Regions from separate parts of the Mus musculus genome. Here region 2 is linked to region 1. A link is a loop called in an ENCODE intact Hi-C map of the cell type or tissue named here. Cell type or tissue: left cerebral cortex. All regions are shown on one strand. Each heading gives the region's core, and the rest is flanking DNA. Links, peaks and the distances in the headings are about the cores only. Region 1 holds the start of Gm32259 (a long non-coding RNA gene). Region 2 holds the start of Gm32084 (a long non-coding RNA gene).

The links. Hi-C counts contacts between places; a loop is a spot of excess contacts. Peaks named below come from ENCODE experiments on the same cell type or tissue, not always from the same donor. Only the 100,000 strongest peaks of a DNase experiment are listed, where the experiment ranks them.
Region 2: it touches region 1 in a loop (4-fold over the local background); 2 of 42 quality-filtered maps call a loop at or near these places.

What each region holds. Positions count from the first base shown.
Region 1 is chr12:30,572,773-30,584,528 of GRCm38, reverse strand. Gm32259 (a long non-coding RNA gene) reads left to right here and starts at 7,336. Exons shown (of 4, transcript XR_872635.1): 1 at 7,336-7,407. It overlaps Tmem18 (transmembrane protein 18), which reads right to left and starts at 86. Exons shown (of 5, transcript NM_172049.2): 1 at 1-86. The coding sequence starts at 23. In left cerebral cortex, for the core only: a CTCF peak has its summit at 6,309 (motif pointing right); a DNase peak (open chromatin) is centred at 6,307.
Region 2 is chr12:30,135,263-30,147,018 of GRCm38, reverse strand. It overlaps Gm32084 (a long non-coding RNA gene), which reads left to right and starts at 1,199. Exons shown (of 6, transcript XR_381415.3): 1 at 1,199-1,468; 2 at 3,980-4,068; 3 at 6,470-6,577; 4 at 6,666-6,831; 5 at 7,329-7,507; 6 at 8,093-8,572. It overlaps Gm40873 (a long non-coding RNA gene), which reads left to right and starts at 11,618. Exons shown (of 2, transcript XR_872634.1): 1 at 11,618-11,756. In left cerebral cortex, for the core only: a CTCF peak has its summit at 4,749 (motif pointing left); a DNase peak (open chromatin) is centred at 4,732.

The DNA.
Region 1 (11,756 bases), core at 4,497-8,496:
CGGACTGAGTATGCGGACGACATCGCGCCAGGGATCCCAACAGCCGGGACGAGTCCGCAGCTTCCGACAGCCGGGAAAGGCGCTTAGACTTCTCGCGAGATCTACGGGTACGAACCTGGCGCTTGGCTCTTCTCGCGAGAGTTCTGACTTTTTTTTTTTTTTTTTTTTTAAAAGAGCGTCCAACTTTCGTTATTGCAGTAGTGCATTTCTGTAAGAAGTGTCAACGTGCTCACCTAGTTCTGTTTCTTCCAGACTGCCCAGAAAGCGGAGGGTTCGTGGGTTCCACAGATGCAGCCGGCGGCTGGGGAGAGTTTGCCAGGGTCCGATGGCATCCTTGCTCCAGTAGCCCGCCAGGCAGCCGGCAGGAATCCCACTTCTACCCCAGTGGGATAAGGACACCAACCCACCCACAAAACTTTTCACCTCAAATTTGTCTTGCCTAAAAGAAATGCAGGCACAAAGATGAAGCAGAGACTGGAGGAATGGCCAACCAATAACCAGCCCAACTTGAGACCCATCCTATGGGCAAGCACCAATCCCTGACACTATTAATGATACCCTGCTATGCTTGGGGACAGGAGTCTAGCATAGCTGTCCTCTGAGAGGCTCCAGCCAGCAGCTGACTGAGACAGATGCAGAGACCCACAGCCAAACACTGGACTGAGGTCGGAGACTTTTATGGAAGAGTTGGGGGAAGGATTGAAGGTCTTTAAGGGGCTGGGAACCCCACATGAGGGCCAAAAGAGTAACTAACCTGGACCTCTGGGAACTCTCAGAAACTGAGCTGCCAACCAAAGAACACACATGGGATGGACCAAGGCCCCTGAAACATAAACAGCAAAGGCGCAGCTCAGTCTCCATGTGCACACACACACACACACACACACACACACACACACACACACACACACACACAACTGGGGCAGAGGCTCTCCTAAAGCTGTAGCCTGACTGTGGTATCCATAGCCCAACAGGCCTCAGTGGGAGAGGATGTGACTAATCTGGCAGAGACTTGATGCACCAGGGTTGGGGGAATACCCAGTGGGGGCTCACCCTCTCAGAGGAGATAGGGAAGGTGGGAAAGGGTCTCTGTGAGGGGTGACCTGAAGGGGGTAGCGTTTGGGATGTAAATAAAATGAAATAAAAAGTCCCAGGATGAATATAGTGTCAGGTCTCACCATGCTGGATAGATAGCAGCTGAATCCTATAATCCACACAGCCCTTACCCAGAGAAATGGGCTGCCAATGGTGTCTGTACCACAGGATTCCTGTCCCACGAAACCGAGATAGACATTCCATCAATAGGACATAGTGAAGCAGCCCTATCCAGTAGACTGGTGCATATGGTATCTGCCCCCAAGGCCAGCAATGAATATACAGTCAGTACTTGCAGATGTAGGATGGGCACAGTATTCTTCCCCTTGGCCATTCACATCCTAACTCATTGATCTAGAATAGACAAAGATAGTGGTGTTTCTATGGATCTATGGGATAAACATGGCCCTAGTAACCTTGTGTGGCTGGCGATGCTATCCCAATTCTGGGGTGGTAGATTGCTCAAGGGTGACATAACACTGGACAGTTTGGAGTATCCACGATCATGCAGACTGAGCCATCTTACTTTTACACATGTTATTGGAGAAGGGGCAGGCCATGGAATATGAACTGGTAATGCATTGTTTAATGGTTTTAAGTCAATCCACAGGAGGCTGTTAAACACAATTAGTTCATGTGTGAAGTTCTCCTAACTGCTCGTGTAAACAGTGAGGACCCAGGATTCTAAGTCTTTATGTCAGAACATAAACCTGTGCACACGTGCATGGCCTCTGTCATATGATCAGGGCTTGCTCTTTCCCTTGGTGGTGTGATCACTGATGCCATAGCCACCTCCACTAGTCTGAACAGTGACAGTCATAGTCTGTCTTCTTCACCGTTTAATGGGCTCTGATGTAGTAGTCCAATATCCTCCATCCATTTAGCATTGCCCAACCTAAGGCTTCCTCCTCTCTCCCAGAGGCACGCCCAGGCTGTCTTTGTTACCTCCTCTGTACTTTTCAGATTTGGGCTACTCTGCTTCTCAGGTATGTGCTCCACCCAAAGTATGCCTCTTCACCAAAGGTATGGAAATGGGGAAGAAAAAGAAGAGGAGGAGGAGGGGTGGGGGAGGAGGAGTGGGAGGAGAAGCTGGTGGTGGTGTCAAGGTCATTTGGATGTGCTCTAAAGTTGTGCTTTAAGGAACACAGGGCGTGTCCACGATACCCAGCCGAGGACCCTCCCTATTCAGTGGTTTTAGTGTCATTTGTTTAGAGTTGGTGTGTGGGTTAGCTATTCCTGATGATTTTTGGACCGACATCAGTGAGGATATGAAATGAAGAGTAACTGTAGTTGCTCTGTCATGGTGATGGGGTCCACCCTTCTGGCCAATTTGCAACCAAGGAAATTAAAAGCATCCATGATGGTGACATGGGACTGAATTCCTAGGCTGTGGAGTCAGCCATGAGTACCTATTATTAAGCGATCTGCATTGCTTTCCCTGGCTTGCCCCAGCTCAAACTCCTCCACAGGCAGCACATGAGGACTCTTACCTTCATTTCGAGGTACCTGAAGTCTACGATTTCCTCTACACCTGTACTGTGTCCCTGCCGCAGGCTTCTGTCTCACAGACAGTTCTTTATGCCACAGCTAGAGATCTCTCAACACAGACAAGACTTCTCAAGTGCTTCGTGTGAACACTTCACAGCTGTCCTTTGCCCTTGAGACCCCTTACCCCTTCCATTGTCAGGCCAGGCCCTCCTCTTCTGGCCAGGCCCTGTCTTCTTTTCTCAGCGCTCCTCCCTTTGTCCCCCAGCCCTTTGGCTCTGATGCCATGGTGTCCTCACAGTCATCCAGGCCTTTGGAGTCCCCTGGCTGCTCACTTTCACCTCTTCAGCCTTGTCCTCTGTGTGCTGGCGTCTCTGGGCTGCTCTAACAAGGTACCGGCAACTCTGGTGGAAGATTAGAGGGGAAGAAGGATCCCTCGCTCCTGGAGATCAGTGTTCCGGGCTGATGAGCGAGTCCAGCTCCCGAGTGTTCCGGGCTGATGAGCGAGTCCAGCTCCTGAAGGCCCTGGCACACTCTACCGACCTCCTCTCAATCCGGGTGCTGCAGAAACCCAACACACATTTGGTGGGCAGGGTCTTCCTTCTGAGTTTCTTCTTTTGGTTTGAGCCCAGCCTGACCTCCCACAGTTTCACCTAAACATGATCCCATCTGTAGGGACTTCAGTATGGCTACATTTTGTCCTGGTAGGTTCTGGCTACCACTTTCTCATATCTTCCTTGTGACACTGTTCAACCTACGATATGGCTTAACGTTGCTAGTATTTTTACCCATATTATTCATTTATTTCTTGTTGGGCATATGTTTATCTTACTGTTTATTAAATGACTCACTTCTTTGCTATGCAAGCCCAGGACCAAAACCTATCCCTGTCTTCAGTGCACCTTTGGTTTGCAACACACAGTAAGTCTGCTTGCATTTTCCAAATAATTGAATGGAATGAATTTATATATGGATTAACATGATTTCAAAGCTTTACTCCTCTGTTCTTTACATTTTACATGAGAACTATTGAGTACTTTAAAGATTTTTCCCACTTAATTAATATATTCAAGCCCTTCCTTTCCTTATAAACGTTGATAACCAATATATTCCTGGAAAATGTGTGTTTGTCTCACAGTTTCAATTTTTTTCCCATTGTCTTCTGTTTAAATTGTTAGAGGAGTTTTAGGGCAAACCTAGCTCATCAGGGAGTACTGAGAGACTAGACTCAGCCACTGTCTTGATGTGCCAAGGAACGTGATAAGTAATGATAAAAAATAGAGATAAAGGTTTAATCATTTCAGCCATATAGCGAATAGAAACAAGATACAGGAGTTCAGTTGCCCTAAGTCTGTCTTCAGGAAAGTGACATGAGGTTTAAATAAAGGGATAATTAGGGTAGACTGGCGAGAGCTATTCATAAGTAAGCAATTTTGTCAAGAACTGGCAGGGTTGATAATTATCTCAGTTTCAGCAGGTGGTTAGAAGTCCTTAATGAATCAGGATAGAAAAAAAATTAAGGAGACACTGGAAGGGAAAGGAGCCCCCTCACCCCTTCCCTGAAATCTCCCATCCATTGAGATCATGAAAGATGGCTGTCTCTAGGCTTTTATCTGCACTGGTCAGGAGACATGCAGGTCATCATGGTCGTGTTCTGGTAACTGACAACAGTGGTGCTGTTGAGCATCCTCCAGCAGGAGAGCTGTGCTCAGGTGATTTCAGGCCAATACTATTGATGGCCTTACCCTACAAGCTCCTACCTCTGAGCCTTAAAAACTTGTGTGCCAAGTGACTTCTCCAACACTTGTGAAAAGTCGGGTGAACTTCCTGGAAGGTAGCTGAGAGCATCTTAGGAAAGGTTCGTAAGACTAAGACCATATCTGTATCTCTTCCAATGATCTGCTACCCAATGTGCTTGGTTCTGAGGATCAAGGAAGATACCACGAGTCTCTACTACAACCTCTAGAAATTATCCTCTGCTCTCTGGTTTAGGACTCTAGTCTTGTCATTCATTTGGGGGTCTAAGAGTGCTGGCCCATGACTTCATCTCAAGGGTGTCTTAGGAGGTGGTGCTGAGCACATCCCTCAGGGCCAGGCACCCATTGCCTCTCTGTGTCTCACTTGAATGATAGTCAGATGTGTAGAAGTGCCTCTGACCTAGGGTAAAGAAAGATAACTTATCACCAAATGAGGGCCCAGCCAGGCCAGACACCAGTCATCTGCTGGAAACCTGACTTGGGCAGATGCTCTGTGGATTCCTAATCCATTTTGACCTGACCTACAATCCAATTTTTTTCCCTTTAGTATCAGCTACAAAATTTTAACAATGAATTATTTGATAGCATTTCTCTTTTTATTAGACGTTTCAAAGGAGGTCAAAAAAGCGTTGTTTGACTGTTCAGGCAGGAACTCCTGGAAAGACCAGGACCATCTAATCATGGTGCTCTTAGGGAGCATGACTTTGCCAGTCAGCTGATCGTCTATGTTGCCAGCAAGTCTGACTTCTTTGGTCATCTGATCACCAACTCCACACGGGCTTGGCATCTACCCCTGGCCTTAGGCCTCGTTTTTGCTGCTTCCTAGCTTTTTCTTAGTTGAAACACCTAAAACAGCATTTTTCATCTGTCTGATGTTCAGTTTTGCACATTGCTACAACACAACGGAAGGGAGAATGGCCTGCATCTGATCCACTGTATACAAGAGGAACAAATACAAGGGATGGATCATATTTCTTCTTAGAAGATACCATGAACCCTGAGTGAGAAGCACAGAGTCTCTCATCCTTCTCCTGTGCTCCTCCTGTCTCATTTCCTGAGATTGTACAGTGCTCACCTTAGTGGTCATGACCCAGTGCTCACCTTAGTGGTGATGACCCAGTGTTCATCTTAGTGGTGATGACCCAGTGCTCACCTTAGTGGTGATGACCCAGTGCTCACCTTAGTGGTGATGACCCAGTGCTCACTTTAGTGGTGATGACCCAGTGCTCACCTTAGTGGTGATGACCCAGTGCTCATCTTAGTGGTGATGACCCAGTGCTCATCTTAGTGGTGATGACCCAGTGCTCATCTTAGTGGTGATGACCCAGTGTTCATCTTAGTGGTGATGACCCAGTGCTCACCTTAGTGGTGATGACCCAGTGCTCACCTTAGTGGTGATGACCCAGTGCTCACTTTAGTGGTGATGACCCAGTGCTCACCTTAGTGGTGATGACCCAGTGCTCATCTTAGTGGTGATGACCCAGTGCTCATCTTAGTGGTGATGACCCAGTGCTCATCTTAGTGGTGATGACCCAGTGTTCATCTTAGTGGTGATGACCCAGTGCTCATCTTAGTGGTGATGACCCAGTGCTCACCTTAGTGGTGATGACCCAGTGCTCACCTTAGTGGTCACGACCCAGTAGCAGCTTTGTCACTACTGTGCTCCTAAAACCCTTGTTTTTTGTTCTACTCCTCATCCACTCATAGCTGTAGCTTTTTAATATTGCTTAGACTCAAACACACACACACACACACACACACACACACACTCACACACACACACACACTCAAAACATCCAGAAGTTCAAACCGCGATTCTCTCTTTGTAATTACAATAGTATCCGTATGAGAACAATCGCTGTCACTCCTGCAAAGGGAGGAGTCATTTACTTGTCATTTCCCCAGTAGTCAGAGGTCTGGGAAGACATTCTGGTCTTGCAGGCAGGGCTTTCAAATACCTTAACTGGACACTAGGGGGAAGCACCTTCCTTCCAACAGGCCAACAGGCAGCCTGTCATACATTTCCACATTTGAAAAAAGTAAACTTTCATATGTTCAGTTTCTGAAGCGAGAGCTTTAGTTTGCACCATTAAATATATTTATTGAGAATGATGGAATAGATAAACACAGCATTATTTTACTCCTCTGGCATAGATTAAGTTTTAGAAGACTAGTCATTTAAAAATTGCCTGTGAAAAAAATTGGTAATCACAGGTACAACATTTAGAGAAAAATACCTACTGAATCTGATAGCACACTGTCATTTTATACTTATGATATTTTATTATTCTCCTTTTTCAATGCTCGTGGAGACATTCACATAAACACTGAGCAGGACACATCCCGCTGTCTTAGTTTAATTTATTTATCCCTGTCTCCTTAAGTATGAACCTCTCATGTGGCTCACCAATCTGTGCCATTTATTTTCACACCTTCAACATCTCTAGCAGCACGGGGATGGCTGAACAAAAAAAAACCACATGTGATAACTCATTTAGAAACTGCCCCAAGGAAGAGGCTATGTCTTCCATTTCTAACCAGGCACACCTCTGTAAACTGCCTTATATTAACAGACAGGCTACTCCTTAAGAGGAAGGAAGGGGGCAGAAGGAACCCATTGCCACTGCATTTTCTTGGGACAATGCAGTCAATACAACACAAGGAGTCCCGATTTCTGCCTCATTCCTTACCACCAAGCGATATGCCAGAAGAATATGCATATTTGGGGAGCTAATACCAGCAGGTGCATTGATTATAACCCTCAGCATCTGAATACTTTTATCTCTCCTTTTGTTTTTGTTTTTTTTGCTTTGATTCAAAATAGAAAAAGAAAAGAAAAACGCACCTGGCTCTATGGCTGGAGGTACAGATGCACAAACACTCTCTTGGGTGTTTGCTATATTTGAAGTCAGGGAAGTGAGAGGAAAGCCAGCACAGCGTAGATGAGCAGCTCTGTCAATGTTTGTATCTAAACTCCAGACCTCTGGTGGCTCCAGGTGCCACCCTTGTCAGCCCCAGCCTCCTGCTCCTGGTTGGTGAGTGCCGTGCTCTTCTTTGCAGGCAATGCCAGGTAGGCAAGGGCTTGGGTACAGGTGAAGCATGGCAGTTTTCCTTAGCTTATTTTCCATGTGTGTAGTTTTTAGTTACTACTACTTGAGCCAGAACAGTACTTCTGGAGTCTAGCCCAGTAAAACTAAGAGCCAAGGCCATTCATGTACCTACTGAAGTCAGACAGAGAAGCCAGGGTAGACTGGATGCAAAAGTAGAGGCCCTGGCATGGAGGCCAGTTGGAGCTAGACTTTAGATTTTGCTGAATTCAGCCTTCACTGAGAGACAAGGATCAGGTCAGGGCAGATCAGGTTCAACACAGCATGTGGTTGCCTGGTTCCAGAGTGTGTAGGAGAGAAAGTAGAAGATGGTACTGTAAGTAAAACTGTTGTCTCATTTGAATCACTCTTGTCCTTAGGAACAGAACTCCATAGAACCAACCCTGTCCTTAGGATCTCATGAGTGCTCAGGTAGGCTGGCAGTTGCTTGTCAATCTACCTCACAGAAAGAGGTCATGCAAGCCTTCTGGTGGCCAAAGTTTTCAAGAGGATCCTTGAGTGGGAGGTTGAGGACATTGCTGGGAAGAGAACTGAGAAGTTCTGTCTTTGTTGCCAAGTTTAGGGGGGCAGAGGTCACAGCTAACTGTGTGGGGCTTGGGCAGCTGCAGGGGAAGAAATCCTACTTACCTCCAGGAGCCAGATTTCCCTGCTTAGGTTTCAGGAGCCACGAGGCCTCCATGCTTTATTTTGGCAGAAACAGGAAATTGGCCAAGGCAGGAGTTCTTTGGTCACTTGGGTTGTGTGTTTGCCCTGCCTGAGGCAACTTATTAGGAAGAAAGTTTAATATAGGCTCGTGTTGTGAAGATTTTAGTTCACGATTGGCTAGCTCAGTTGCCTTAGGTCTTTGTTGAGGCAGGACATTCTGTGGGGACACATGGTAGAAGATGCTGCTCACATTATGGTCACAGAGAGCAAAGAGATAGAGAGAAGGCTGAGTCAGCACTATTCCTTTCAATGGTATGCTCCTGATAAGCTAACTCCCTTCTACCAGAGCCTGCTTCCTAACAGTCATACAACACTCAGTAGTCCCAGAGGCTGAATAGCAAACCTTCAGTATTCTGCTGATGCACTTCAGTGGTCACTTCAGATCCCAAACAACCGAAAACCCCATGGTTTATAACCATGTGTGCATGTATGGCTGCCTATTCATGTTGGTTATAGGTTTCCATCGACCCGATCTCCATCTCTAGTCCAACGTCTACTGGTTTCTTTGTACCTGTTGTGAAACCAGCTTGGGCTGCTATCATATATTACCACAGATATGCAGCCTTCCTAGTTCTGGAGGTTGGAAGCCCGTGATTCATCTGCTGGCAAATTCATAGACACTTAGGTCTTCTGTCTGTGAGGCCACTTTGATCCAGGGCGGAGTTAGGGCAAGAGTTGTTTTATGGCCTTTCTCCTTCTGGAAATGTCCACACATCTCCATAAGCGCATAAATGAAATTTTACTTGCATAAATAAGTTATTTATCAGCCATTGCCTTATAGCTGGGGCTAGAAAGGTGTTGGTCTCTACAACTCAAATGGAGCTAACTTTTGGGTTGTAGTATGAACCCACCCAAAGCAAGGCATAGCCTGATGACCAGAGTTCGACATAATACGGAGTCACTAAGAGGATGCCATAGAGTTCTCTCTCCATCTGCTTATAATCTTATGGAAGAAACCCATAGTAAGTTCACAGCGGTATCATTTTTTACTTCTTATTTATATGTAAATCAACATGTCAAGTTCTAATGGCCAGGGCACTTGGCTTTTCCTTAGGTCAAATGTGGCTCTCCAACTGGCTACAAATCACTAATAGAGGGATTTGAAGCATATTCTCAGATACTACCACAGCAGCCTGCAGTCTATTCCTGCAAGAAGGCATATAGGGACAGTACATTAAACCCAATGTAGGGTGGGGTCTTTCTCTCCTTATCACTTGTTCCTCTGTTACTGCAAAGGCCCCTGCTCCCTCTGACCTTCAGGGCTTTGAATACCTCATGACAACTGCTCGTTATATTCTCGAGCAGTTAAGGGGTAGATGGAGATGGCTTGACAGTTTCCTGGACTTTGTTAGAGATCAGTTTGTCATCTCACTGATTTTTTTAAGAAATGCTATATAACTGAAATATAATTTCAGAGACTTTGTTAAGTTGCAACAAAATTTCCTCCTCACTTCAAGCAATCAGGACTCATTCTTACTAGATTAATGGTCCTAGAACGTCTTTTTTGCATCCCATTCCCTACAACGTAACTGCAATTTTCATGGGGCACAAAAAGAGACAAAGCCCACGAATGGATGATGCAGGTATCTAAGCTACTAAATTGTGAATAAAATCAGCAGATGATTGTCCCTGAGTTTTTAACATGCAGATTTTTGTTTGGAATTCAATGAATGGTGGGGCAGTTTTTTTGACAAAAAAAAAAAAAAGTGGTATTCAGAAACCGTGTCTATAAACCGTGCCTATAGAAACATAATTGGCAGAACCGAGCTTATGGGTAGTGCATTTTTCATCGGTGCATATATCAGCTCTTGATGTCATTAGGCTTATAGGAACGGAGATGTTACAGTCAGTCTCTGGCCTGCTTGAGAGTTGTCACTGATGTTCTGGGTACCTTTCTGCACTATGGTGGCTGCTTTCACGCTGAGGTGCCTCGTGTTCAGTGGATGAAACTGCAGAAGTTTACTTTTTCACAGTCCTGGAATTGGAACTTCTCAGCTACTATGGTGCAGGGCTGCTTTCATCTGAGATTTTGCTCCTTGGTTTGCAGATGCTGGACAAGTCCCTAAAGAAGATGCCAGCAGCAGTGGTGGGAAGACACAGTCAAAAGCTCTTCACAGCAGCAGGGGGCATTTGTTTTAGAAACCTACACTCAGGCAGGGCAGGGTCCTGTGCCAGAGAACAGTTCAGGACTAGCAAGAGTGAGGTAGACTTAGTAAGCTTAGGAAAAAGGCAGTACACAGTCTCAAGAAATGAATGTTAGCTTCTTAATAGACACACACACCTCCTCGTCTTTACTATAGCTACGCTTATGATTTTGTAGCTCCCCAAGTTACATTGCTTAAATGGTGTAATTCAGAGCAAGATTTACAGAAGAGAAATTTAAAAGTTAAATATAAATTTTTAAACTTGGTTTACTCATTTCTCCCATCTAAAAGCACTTCCTTTTGTAAATAAAATTGTGAGACAGATTCATGGGGTGAGATTTAGGCTTATGCATGAGAGAGGCGGGCTGATGAGTGATCCTAAAGGCAATGCTTACCGGATATGAGCAAGCATGGCTCCTTTGTTGGTTTTAGCATCCTTCTTTGAGGTGACTTTAGGAAAACACACAACTTTGTTGGCAATTGTGTCGTTGTTTGCTATGAAGTATCTTTGACTTTGAGTCAGTGGGACAGTCAGGGCATCCTTCCTTTTTCTTTCCTTTTTGTCTTCTCCACCTTTCTATCTTCATGGTGATGTGTTGGTAGGTCATAACCGTTGTCACCCTATATGTCCTTTTTCAGGAGTGTAAGTGAGGATGTTTGTTGGTCTAATGTGTTCAATATGGTTTCACCCCCCCCCCTTTGATACAGTTTGAATATACTCATGTGCTCACGTGTTTCCAGTAGACTTTGATACTTTCATTAGACTATATACTTGAAAGGATAAGTTATCAGTCTGTGCCTCATGACTGGTGCTGGACAAGTGGTGGCATCCGTGTGCACAACGAGATGCATTATCCTGCTTCTGCACTCAATATGAAGCCATGTGCTGCTTGTAGAATAAAGTTATTCAGGGCAAGACACAGGCTGAAAGCCACTGCTTCATATAGTTCATAGTCACTTAGAACAAGGACTAGCCTGCCCCTGCCCTACAGTTCCTTGCTTTAACTCTGTGTAAGCTATATTGATAGGCTTTCTGGGCAAGTGAGCGGGAGATTTGACAAAAAGACCTTTAATGTCGTGCATTGATCTAAAGATTCATGGTCTTCACTTAACAGCAGCAACTGTTTCTATATTTTTCAACAATAAGGTATTTATCTTAACTCTTCCAGGATATCTTCTATTTATCTCTTTTCGATGTGTAAGGCCTGTACTTCATATTCTAGCTCTTTATTTAATTTAATTAATTTATTTGTTTTGGCATAAGGTAGATGCTATGAAGACAAAATAGCAAAACATTGTTTCTTTTGTTTGGTGAGTAAATTATTTTATGAACTACATTACAGTGGTTCATCTGCTTCTCTGATTATAACAAAATATTGCATATTGTACTTGGAAGAGATTTAAAGGACTAGAACATTATTTTAGAAGGTATAGTTAATCCCCACTTGATTCACATGACTGTG
Region 2 (11,756 bases), core at 2,969-6,968, 440 kb after region 1:
TGGAATAACAATATGAACTAACCAGTACCCCGGAGCTCTTGTCTCTAGCTGCATATGTATCAAAAGATGGCCTAGTCGGCCATCACTGGAAAGAGAGGCCCATTGGACACGCAAACTTTATATGCCCCAGTACAGGGGAACACCAGGGCCAAAAAGGGGGAGTGGGTGGGTAGGGGAGTGGGGGTGGGTGGGTATGGGGGACTTTTGGTATAGCATTGGAAATGTAAATGAGCTAAATACCTAATAAAAATGGAAAAAAATATTAAAAAAAGAAAATATCCAATAAAAAAAAGAAAGAGGAAAAAAAAGAGATGTATTTGCAAGCTACAGATGACTATACCCTTTGTCTGTCAATCTCTTAACCCACAAGCCTACAAAATGTTTGGTATATTCACAAGGGACCCTCCATAGGTCACCTGTTCTCCCCAAGCTCTTGTGTATATTATCATCAGATTACAGTTTGCAGATGTAAAATCTCCCCAAGGTCCCTTCTGGCTTTAGCCAATCCCCATGTGACATTAACTTTCCTGTTCTAACATCCTATAGAAGACCCTCATCCCACCACACAGTGGTCTGTCTCATTTTCAGTGCTGATTTCATCTCAACACCACCATGTCACTCACCCACATCCATTGGCCAGGTGACTGCCATGTTCACAGACACAGCCATTAAACACTGCAGAGTCCACTTGCCAATTGGCTGACAGTGGTCATTGTAGACTTACTGTTTTTGTAGACTGTGTAAAGGTTATTCTTCTGTTGTTCCAATGCTGATTTTTCCAACCTTATATCATGTTTCAATTCAGGCAAAGCATTGAAATGATTAAGTAAAGAGTCTCCTGTCTCAAGTTTGTATAATCAATTCTTATCATTTATTCTCTGCCTTGTCAATAAATGCTGATCACACAATGGCTGGGCAGAAAAGAGAGTAGGGCAGGACTTCTACTAGCCAGAGGGGAGAGAAGAGGAGGAGGGAGAAAAAGAGGAGGAGGGAGAAAAAGAGGAGGAGGGAGAGTTGGAATTGGAGCCGTGAGGGGAGGGCCTGAGAAGACACCAAGGAAAGAAACATCTGAAACAGAGAGAGCTAGAGTAATATTAACCTGCAAGTATTACGGGATGGAGATAGGAAATAGACAGATTACCATAGCAAGTTAAGGTAGATCATTTAACTGCCTAGGTATGGAGGTGCAGCTTGCAAAAAATCTTAGTTTCTCTGTGTAGTTATTGGGGACTCACTAAGGTAAAGAAATACAGCTGTTGGATTAATTTACTGATTACATTTATATTAAAATAATTCATTTTACAGGTCACAGCTATGTGAACTCCGCTGTAACCAGGCTTCCTGCAGTCATGGTGGTCTTCCATGCCGGGGATTCCCAGGAAGCCGCCAGCATTTCTCAGCCTGAAGTTCATCTCTTCTCCTCCTTGGACACTCCCAGCCTTCACTTGCACTCTTTTATGACACTGTGGTGAGCTCACCATAACAAACACATGAATAGATATGTGTGTATGTCTTTCCATAATGTAACAACTTATGTAGTAACAATAGATTCATGTCAGTCTTACAGAGTAGTCCCGGAGTCCTTAATATAGAGCTGTTAGCAAATACAGATTTTTCCATCTCTGACCATGATTATATTAAGTCTCAAACCACATACATCACACATCATCATCATCATCATCATCATCATCATCATCATCATCATCATCATCATAATAATAATAATAATAATAATGTGTATGTCTGTGTGTGAGAGACAGAGGGAGAGACTGGGGGGAGAGGGGACTAAAGTGGGGTAAAGGGAGCTCCAGGAGGGTTAAAGAGTCCTACTGGATCTTACTAGAGAGCCACAGTGGTTAAAGAGCTAAATTGTAAGACTACGTAGTCTCAGCGTTAAGGAGATTTGTAGCTAAGTCAAGTTATAAAAGTGAGGTGTGGGATTGTGGAGGTCTTTTGAGGCAGACATATACTATATGCCAGTTGGTTCCTTGAAAGACACACATTGACAGTTCTGTGGGTGCCAGCACCCTTCCTCAGTCTGATGTGTTCCATTAGTTCTCCAGTCTTGTTTCTGATGGGGTTTTAATATATCCGTGGGCTAATGCCATGCCAGTTGACCCTGGTAAATTTATAAAATGGTAGTTTTTATTCTTAGGAGTAAGTTATTTGCCAGTCAGTGTCTGGTGAGCGATAGTGGACCAGCAGTGGTACTGACCTGAAAACCCAGAAGCAGAGCCATCCTGCTTTTATGACTGCCCTCAAAATTAAGCCAAATGCGGAGGGCAAAATCACCCAAGGCCACACACAGCCTGAAAGCTTCTGTTTCACACAATGGGAACCACTTACAGCACGGTACAGCCGGCTTGGGACAGGCACTTTCCTCCTCTTCCTTCTGTAGTGCCTTCTTAGCTTTAGAAAACTTACTTTCAAAATGCTGTTATGGAAGAACTGTCAGAGTTACAGAAAATACAGGAAATTGCAAACAGCCATTACAAAAAAACAAAATATTTGTGCCTGGCCCCACATTTATCCGGGAGTAAAATCATTGCAATAAAATCCTTGCTGCCATGATGGGTAACACTTCCCAGGCAGGTAAAGTGGGAGTATGAATTTCCTGTTTTCATGCAAGCAGTGCCTGCCTAGAGTGGAATTGGGTTGATTGAGGGGAGACCACTGACTTCATTCATTCCCCAGACCTCCTGTCCTGGCAAGTCTATAGAAGCCCTGTCTCCAAAAACAAACAAACAAACAAAAAAACAGAAGAGAGTCTTCTTTAAAATTCCTTTCATCCTTTATAGAAACAGAAAGAGCGAAGAAAGAGAGAGAGAGAGAGAGAGAGAGAGAGAGAGAGAGAGAGAAATTGCTTTCTAATCATGTGTCCTTGATGTCAAAAAGTCAAGCAATCTAAATAAAAAGAAAATCCTTTCTAAAAGGTCATCTTCCTACCCCTTTATAAATTTATCATAAAAAGTAATTTCCTTTCAGCTTAAAAGAGTAATTTTATAGCTCATTCACTATAACATATTCTTTTTTTTAATTAGGTATTTTCCTCATTTACATTTCCAATGCTATCCCAAAAGTCCCCCATAACCACCCCTCCACTCCCCTACCCACCCACTCCCCCTTTTTGGCCCTGGCATTCCCTTGTACTGGGGCATATAAAGTTTGCAAGTCCAAAGGGCCTCTCTTTCCAGTGATGGCCGACTAGGCCATCTTTTGATACATATGCAGCTAGAGACAAGAGCTCCGGGGTACTGGTTAGTTCATATTGTTATTCCACCTATAGGGTTGCAGACCCCTTTAGCTCCTTGGGTACTTTCTCTAGCTCCTCCATTGGGGGCCGTGTGACCCATCCAATAGCTGACTGTGAGCATCCACTTCTGTGTTTGCTAGGCCCCGGCATAGTCTCTCAAGAGACAGCTATATCTGGGTCCTTACAGCAAAATCTTGCTAGTGTAGCTCATTCACTATAATATATTCTTATAATGCCCCGGATATTTACTAAAATGTGCCTATCATTCATTCATTCATTCATTCACTCATTCACTTATTTTATCCACCTTTACTCATTCACCCACCAATCTGCCCATATCTTTCGAGTGCCTATGTATGTATTGATACATCAATCTCTTTATCTCCTCACATATCAATCCATGTAACCACCTATCCATCCATCATCCATTCACAGGTTTATCCATTCATCCACCCATGCATTGTGTCTATCCCATATATTCATGTTGATCCATCCATCCATTCATCCATTACCATATTCATTCTTTCATCCCATCCAACTATTCAGGTGCTCATTAATCATCCATTTATCCATCCACTCACACACCCATCCATCTGTCCATCAATCCATTTGTTTATCCATCCACTCACACAATCATCCATTGATCCATTGCCAGAATTCTTCTTCCTCCTTGCTGTTATCTCTCATTGTGACAAGTAATCAGATAACTCCTCTCTGCTCCCACAGATTTACCTCCCATAATCCCAAGTGGATACATCATACCCGCAGAAACTACTTATTTGTCCTCCCGACTGAAATATAACTTCTACAAAGACGTGAGTACACCTTATACACTTCCCAAATACAAATCTTATCCCTAAAGTGTTGTATGCGTATCATTTATTCTGATGCATCAACCTAAGGAATTTCAACTGAGTTCTAAAAGCAGGGTTTACTTACATACTTTTGTGTTCTTTTTTTCTTTTTGCTGTCACAATAGTATATCCAGGTCTACTTAGAAAGAGATTATGTAACCTTTCAAACTGTAATTTCATCTAGACAATGTGGAGTATCTCATTTAGAGGTCTGTGCTTTCATTGCATTCCGGAATTAATCTACTTGATGATTTTACCCCCCTGAAAGTTACTCTTCTAACTCAACAGAACCAAATGCATTCCTGATTCCCCCAGAAAAAGGGTATGCTTATAAGTCAGGGGATGTTTGGTGATAGTCAGATCTTGTCTTGGGGTTTCCTTGCTGTGAAGAGACACCATGACCCCACAGCTTTTACAAAGGAAGGCATTCAATTAGAGCTTACTTAGAGTTTCAGGGGTCTAGCTCATCATTGTCGTGGTAGGAAGCCTGGCAGTATTCAAACAGACATGGTACTGGAGAAGTCGCTGAGAGTTCTACACTACATCTGGACTGGCAAGCAGCAAGAGGAGATGGTGAGGCACTAAACCCAGCTTGAGCTTATAAGACTTCAAGCCTGCCCCCTAGTGACAAGCTTCCTCCACCAAAGCTACACTTACTATGACAAGGCCACACCTCCAATCAGTGCCACTCTCTGTGGGTCTATGGGAGTCCTTATTATTCAAGGCACCACAGCCCTCCCCTCAGGTTCACTTAGTGCCCTTCCTTGTTCACATTCGAGAGGTGTTCTTGGTGAGAAGCTCTGTGTGGCAGTGTGTGGTTCCAGAACTATATCTAGCAACTAAAAATTCTGAGTCTGGCAGCAGTAAGGAGTGTAGGAATGCAGCCTATCTTTCAAAACCCCAAACTGTTCCTATTTTTCCCTTAGACCAACTGTGTACTGTGGTTTTCTTTCCATGAAAAGCATGTGAAGAACCTAGCTGAGCATTATCACACCTGCCAATGTGTATTGATCACAGACTTCCCAGCCTGTAGGAATTTGGGCTGAAATCACCACTCCTGGCTTATAGCCTCCAGAACATGGGAAGAACAGCAAACTGAACTTTTGACCATCTGTTCATCATAGTCCTGCCTGCATATTCTAGAGCTCAAGGACCTAGGGATATCTCACGTCCTGGTATCTCACACCAGGGGATCAGCTTCCTACAGTGTTGAGACGTGAAGATAGATTGGCCTTAATGCTTAATTGCCCCTAGCAACCTCTTGCAGCAGGAAGGTCATTGGCCTTCTAGAAGTGAAAGCCTGAGCTTCCTCTCAATTAAAGGAGGGAGTGTGGGTCAGGAGAGGAAGAGGATGTCAGGACCTCTTCAAAGAAAGCAGACCACTTTGAGCAAGTCTGTCATTTGGAAGATCACAGACTTGGAAGGAACATGAGTGAATTTGTCATCATGCCATTCAATCAGCGCATGACCCTAGGGACAGCGGCAAATTCACTTTCCTATGAGCGTTGGAAGTCATAGGCTGATACAGAGGGAGACACAGATAGGAAGGAGAGAGAAGAGCAGTGCCAGAGTTGGTAGGGAAAAGCTAAAGCTCATGGGCAGCCTTCGGGCACATGATGATGAATGGTCTTCTCTGCACATCCTCCCAGGGGCTTTAATTCATTCTGTGCTAACACTGATGAGCCGTGAGGCACCATTCACTCCCCATGCCCTTAGAAAGGTTGTAGCGGCAGCAAAGCACCTTGCCATCCACGGGATGCTCACCTGAAGCTCATGGCACTGAGGTGTAGATCTGGGACACTGGTAGTGATTTTATCCAGACATCAAGATGAAGTGCTGTTCCAGGGCTCTCAGACACAAGAAAATTAATTGAATGCTGTGTGGAAATGCAGCCCCCTTAGTTTTTACAACCAACTGAGCAGGACCTTGACATTATTTGTCACCGTAAGAAAAGCCACTGTCTTATTTTCTTTCTTTTTAAAATTGGCACATTTATTTTTTATAAATCTCCCAAAGCACTCTAATTTCCAGGTTGTCTTGAAACCTATAAATGAATTCTACATTCTAGAACAACCCTGCAGTTGTTTTTGTTTTTGTTTTTTACATCATCCAGTATCAGCAGTGTCTTAATGCCTACTATAAAGTTGAGCTTAAAGCAGTCAAAGAGAGGTATAATGCCTGTAATTCCCAAACTCAAAAGGTGCTCAGAACATGAGGGTTGCCAGTTCAAGGCCAGTCTGGGCTACATAGTGAAAACTTGTCTTTAAAACCTGGGCTGAGCTTATCAGAAGCATTAGCAAACCAGATGAGGGCATACCATCTTAGGTTGATGGACATGTCAGTCTTTTCCCTTCCCTTGCAGCAACCTCAGCTCACCAAAGTACGAGCAATTATGCCATCTTCTCTGCCTCTTAGGCCAAGGATACAACGGTCATGTTGGGAAACTCTTCTTCAGGATAACCCTGTAAAGGTGAGCTGAACTAGAACTACAAGTTAACAGGTGCAAAGAATTCAGACTCCAGCTCATTTATCCTAATGGCTGCTGGGCCTGATGACAGCACTCTGGATCCAGCTATGGGAGTATGATATGGTGTGGCATGTGATTTAGAACTCCCTGAAAACTCCTGAGAGAGACAAAGGGCCCTTCAACATTCCCACTCCACAGAGCAGCTGTGGAAGGCACACACGGTACTTGAGCATCTGACGTCAAACCGCAGCAGTCAGGTAAGGACTGTCATTTCTTCTCCACAAACAGGAATTTACTGGTTTCCTTAACTGGGCAGTGACACCTGGCTTCCTATGTTTCAGCTGGGGAGGGTGTCCTTGCCCTGCCTGAGAAGGGGTGTCTGCAGACTGACATAGTCCCTGCCAAGAGATTATCTGGCATCCTGGATGAGCAGTTGGTGTATCCAGCTAGAAGTGGGAGTGTACTAGGTATCTCATAAAGAAACAAAAACTTAACACTGCAGTGTAGTTGAGCTGCATGTTGCTAAAAACTGGGATGGGGGAACTTTCTACCCCTCACTCTGCTTGCTCTGCCTTCCACTGTGCCAGATAAAGAGTACAGAAAACAATTCCTTCTCGATCCTAGTACTCAGGGTAAGTGCTTGCTGTCGGTGCAGTCAGTTTCTCAGAGGCTTGGTGGGCCCAAAGCAGGTCATGACTCTAATAGTATACGGATTCATATTTCCAAAATATCCACTTGATCTCTATGGTTATAGGAGAGACCCATGAAAATGGAAAGCTACAGAATGAACTCTTTGCTGACGTGTGAACTGGATATTAAGCCCCTTCTTTTGTCCACTTTGTCTTTGTGAAAACTGTCTATCTTCTAAAGCAACATGGCCAACATGGCTACACGTCAGCGGAACCTAACACCATGCTGAGAAGATGACTCTGGGTGGGTATGGCATATTCTGAATTCCCAGATGAGAGTCACTGTATAGCTTTGGCTCACAGAAAGTTATTTGCCACAGTTCACACCTTTAGACATTAGGAGAGTGTGCAGCCATATCACAGACACTGTGAAAGCAGGCGTGTAAATGGCCGTGAGCCTGACACAGAATCCAGTTATGGCTACATCTCTTTAATTGAATTGAGCTGACTGTAGTTAGTGGCCACATACACAAAAGTCCATAAGCCTTGACTCTATCCTGGACATGGTGCTCACTGGCTGAGATAAATAAGCCAGTACAGCCTGAGGCTCTCACAGGCTGAGGTGCTCACATTACATCTGGACTATAGAAACTGTCATCACTAGAAGTGGTGGTTTTAAAGTCTGTGGGAGAACCACTGTCTATTTATCTCATTTCTGTCAACTTGTGTCTCTTCTGTACATGTGTCTTTGGTTTATTCTGACTTAGGTAAATTGGCAAATTGTACGCTGACCTAGGTTTAAGTTTGAACAAAACCAAATGATTCTTTGAATTCTACCAGATAAGTTAATTAATTTTAATGCAATAAATTATTCATTTTTAAATCCTAGGAAACTTTAAGATGATTCTCAAATGAGCTGGAAGACTGGAGTGACCATTACCACCTCCCCCAACAGGAACATTGTAACTACAGTATGTTCTTTAACCAGGAATGAAACTCCAAAATCATCCTTCATAAAAGCTACCCTGTTCTGGTTTTCCTAGTTCTCCAGTCTGTCTGTTTTTTATCCAGAGATGCAATGCAGGTACTATGTTGTGGTGTTAGCATCGCAGACCCTTAGTTTCCATGGCTTAAAGATATTTTTTCTTAAAATAATCATAATCAAGTTTATGAATGAAAACACACACACACACACACACACACACACACACGGCCAGGCATGGGAGTCAAATACTTCACCATCTTTATTGTATGTAGAACCTAAAAATGACAATATTATGGAGGTGAGGAATAGAAACTAGTGTCAAGGCAGAAATATGAACCAAGGAGATTATGGTCCAAGGTCCATGTTTAAGACAAGAAAATTCTGAAGCCCTAAGATGTAGCATTGTAACCACAGAACTAGAACTTCAAGTAACAGGTACAAAGAATTCAGGCTACAGCTCATGTATCCCGATGACTGCTGGTCCTGATGATATCTATGGAAGTAGGATATAGTGTGATTTATGATTTAGAACTCCTTGAAGACTCCCATGAGGCACAGTGTTCCTGGAAGTTGGTTAAAGATTTTAGGAGATCTCATCACAAAAATCCCAGAATTTGAGTAGAGTTCCTTAGAACAGAATATGAGGAGACAATGTGTCCTATCAATTTTTATGTTAACTTGACACTAGATAAAGTAATCTGAGAAGAGGAAGCCCCAACTAAGAAAATGTCTCTGTAAGATACTGCTGTAGGCAAGCCTGCAGCAGCAACCTCTTCATGGCCTCTGCATCAGTTTCTGCCTCCAGGTTTCAGCCCTGCTTGAATTCCTATCCTGACTTCCTTCAGTGATGAACTATGGCATCCAAGTGTAAGCCAAATAAGCCAAGTTGCTTTTGGTCATGGTATGTCATCACAGCAGTACTAACTTAACTAGTACAGAAGTAGGTACCAGGATAATGAGGTATTGCTATGATAGACCTGACCATATTTTGTGGAAGGACTTTGGTAGTTTGGGCTAGAAGATACATTGAGTGTGGAGAGCTCAGCGAGCTGTTTTGTTGGAGCTTTGAGGATAAGAGTAGTACAGAAAATGAAGGCCTGACTTGTGAAGTTGCAGAGGAAAGCCAGGGCTCTACTAAGCCATTTTGTGTGAAGAACCTATAGTTTCTGGTCAACAGGAGCTGAAGAATCAGCTGAGCTTAACGGGAGGCCAGAACCACTAAAGTAAAACCTTTGACTTACTGAGACAATTGATGCTGGTCAGCTGGAGATTAGAAATTCATGGTGATCGAGACCAGCATCATTGAGGTGGAGTCTGGAAAGTATTTTCTGAGAATCAGCACAGGGAAGCTGCGTTCCAGAGGTAGCTCAAGCTGACAGCTGATCTTGTTAGTGTAAGAGTCACCCAGGTGGTACAGCTTTTGGGTTTGAGAGCATGAAGTGGTCATGGAGAACAGCTGAGGCTTTGCACTGCACAGGCCAGAAGAGACCTCTGGTAAAGTGGTAAAGATGCAGCCTTCGTAGCAGTTGGAGGCTGAGGATTGAAGGAGTCACACAGAGAAGCTGAAGCACCATGGAGTAGCTAGGAGAGGCTATTGGTGGAAGTGCAGCTCAGAATTTTGGAGATGCCAGTATCATGGGACAGGCACCCAGAACAGCAACAACTGTGGAGTGGGGTCTGCCTTAGGTTAGAAGACAAGCTATGTGTGATACAGAGGCTGGAGATGGAGACGTGACCAAAACCCTTTGAACTGTCCAGAAAATTGTAAGTCAATCCCAGATATTGGATATTTTGTTATTTACATCATTGTTGTTTGGTTTTGCTTTGATCTGATTGTGAATGTGCCCTGGTTCTTCCTTCTTGAAGTAAGAAAGTACTTAATATTGATTTTATAGAACCCCACAGTCAAAAGATTTTGGACTTTTCAAAGAAAATTTAGATTTCTACAGAGACTGGATATTTTAAAGGGACTCAATTTTCAATATTTAAATTTGTAAACATTATGGGACTTTTAAAGATATTTATGTTTATAATATGAGATCTTGAGATGAATAAGAAAGGAAAGTTTTCATCTTAGGGGTGATAAGTTTGTATGTCAAGTTGACAAGGGGTCAATTGTCCTGGGTAATTTTATGTCAACTGACACAAGCTACAGTCATCTCAAAGGGCCAGATCTCAATTAAGAAAATGCCTGAAATCTCAGAAATGGCTGACTCTCAGAAGGGGAAAAAGAATAGGTATCAGAGGTGAAGGTAGGGAGGGAACTGAGTAGGAGAGGGGAGGGGGAGGGGAATAGGGTGGAGGTGGGTGGGATCAGGTATAGGAAGTGTAGGGGAGAGAGAAGGGAAATCAGCAGTTGGGGATGGGTAAAATCTAGGATGTGCCAGAGAGCTGGGATGGGGGAGGCCCCAGGGGTCTGTGGGGCCTGAGACTCCTAGCAGTGGGGGATATGGATCCTGAAGTGGCCACTTCCTGTAGCCAGGGACTCCCAGGGGAGGGATAAGGGCAGCAACCCATCCACAAAGCTATCAACCCAAAACATGTCCTGCCTACATGATGTGCAAGAACCAAGATAGAGCTGAGAGGGAGTGGCCAACCAATAACTGCCGCAAATTAAGACTTATCCCATGGGCAAGCACCAATCCCTGACACTATTAATGATATTCTGTACACTTGCAGACAGGAACCTAGCACAACTGTCCTCTAAGAAGCTCCATCCAGCAGCCAATGGAAAGAGATGCAGAAAGCTACAACCAAATACTGGATGGTGCTCAGGGAGTCTTATGGAAGAGTTGGGGAAAGGATTGAGGAATCCAAAGAGGACGGGGCTTCCACAGGAAGACCAACAGGTCAACTAACCTGAACCCTTGAAGGCTCCCATAGACGGAACCACCAACCAAAGAGCATACAAGGGCTGGACCTAGGACCCTACACATATGTAGCAGATGAGTATTTTGGTCATCATGCGGGTCCCCCAACAGCAGGCAGGGGGCTGTTCCTAAATCTCTTGCCAGCCTGCCTGTGGATCCTATTTCCCTAAATGGACAACCTTGTCTGCCCTCAGTGAGAGAGGGTGAGCCTAGTCCACCAGCAATTTGATGTGCAGTAGGAGGGAGTTTCCTTTTCTCAAAGGGGATGGGAAAGGAGGAGTGGGAGGAGGATCTGCATGAGAGGGTACCGGGAGGAAGGGAGCTGATAGTAGGATGTAAAGTGAATAAATAAATAAATTTAACAAAAAGAAAAAAGAAAATGCCTCCTTAAGGCTGAGTTGTAGACAAGTGTGTAGGGCATTTCTTAATTAGTGATTAATGGGAGAGGGCCCAGCCCATTGTGGGTAATGCCTTCCTTAGGCTGACCAGCCCACTGTGGGTGATGCCTTCCTTAGGCTGATGGTCCTGGGTTCTATAAGAAAGTAGGAAGAGCAAGCCATAGGGAACAAGCCAGTAAGCAGCATCCCTCCATGACCTCTGCAGCAGCTCTAGCATCTAGGTTCCCACCATATTTGAATTTCTTCCCTGGCTTCTTCATTGATGGGCTGTAATGTGGAAATGTAAGCTTCTCCAAGTTG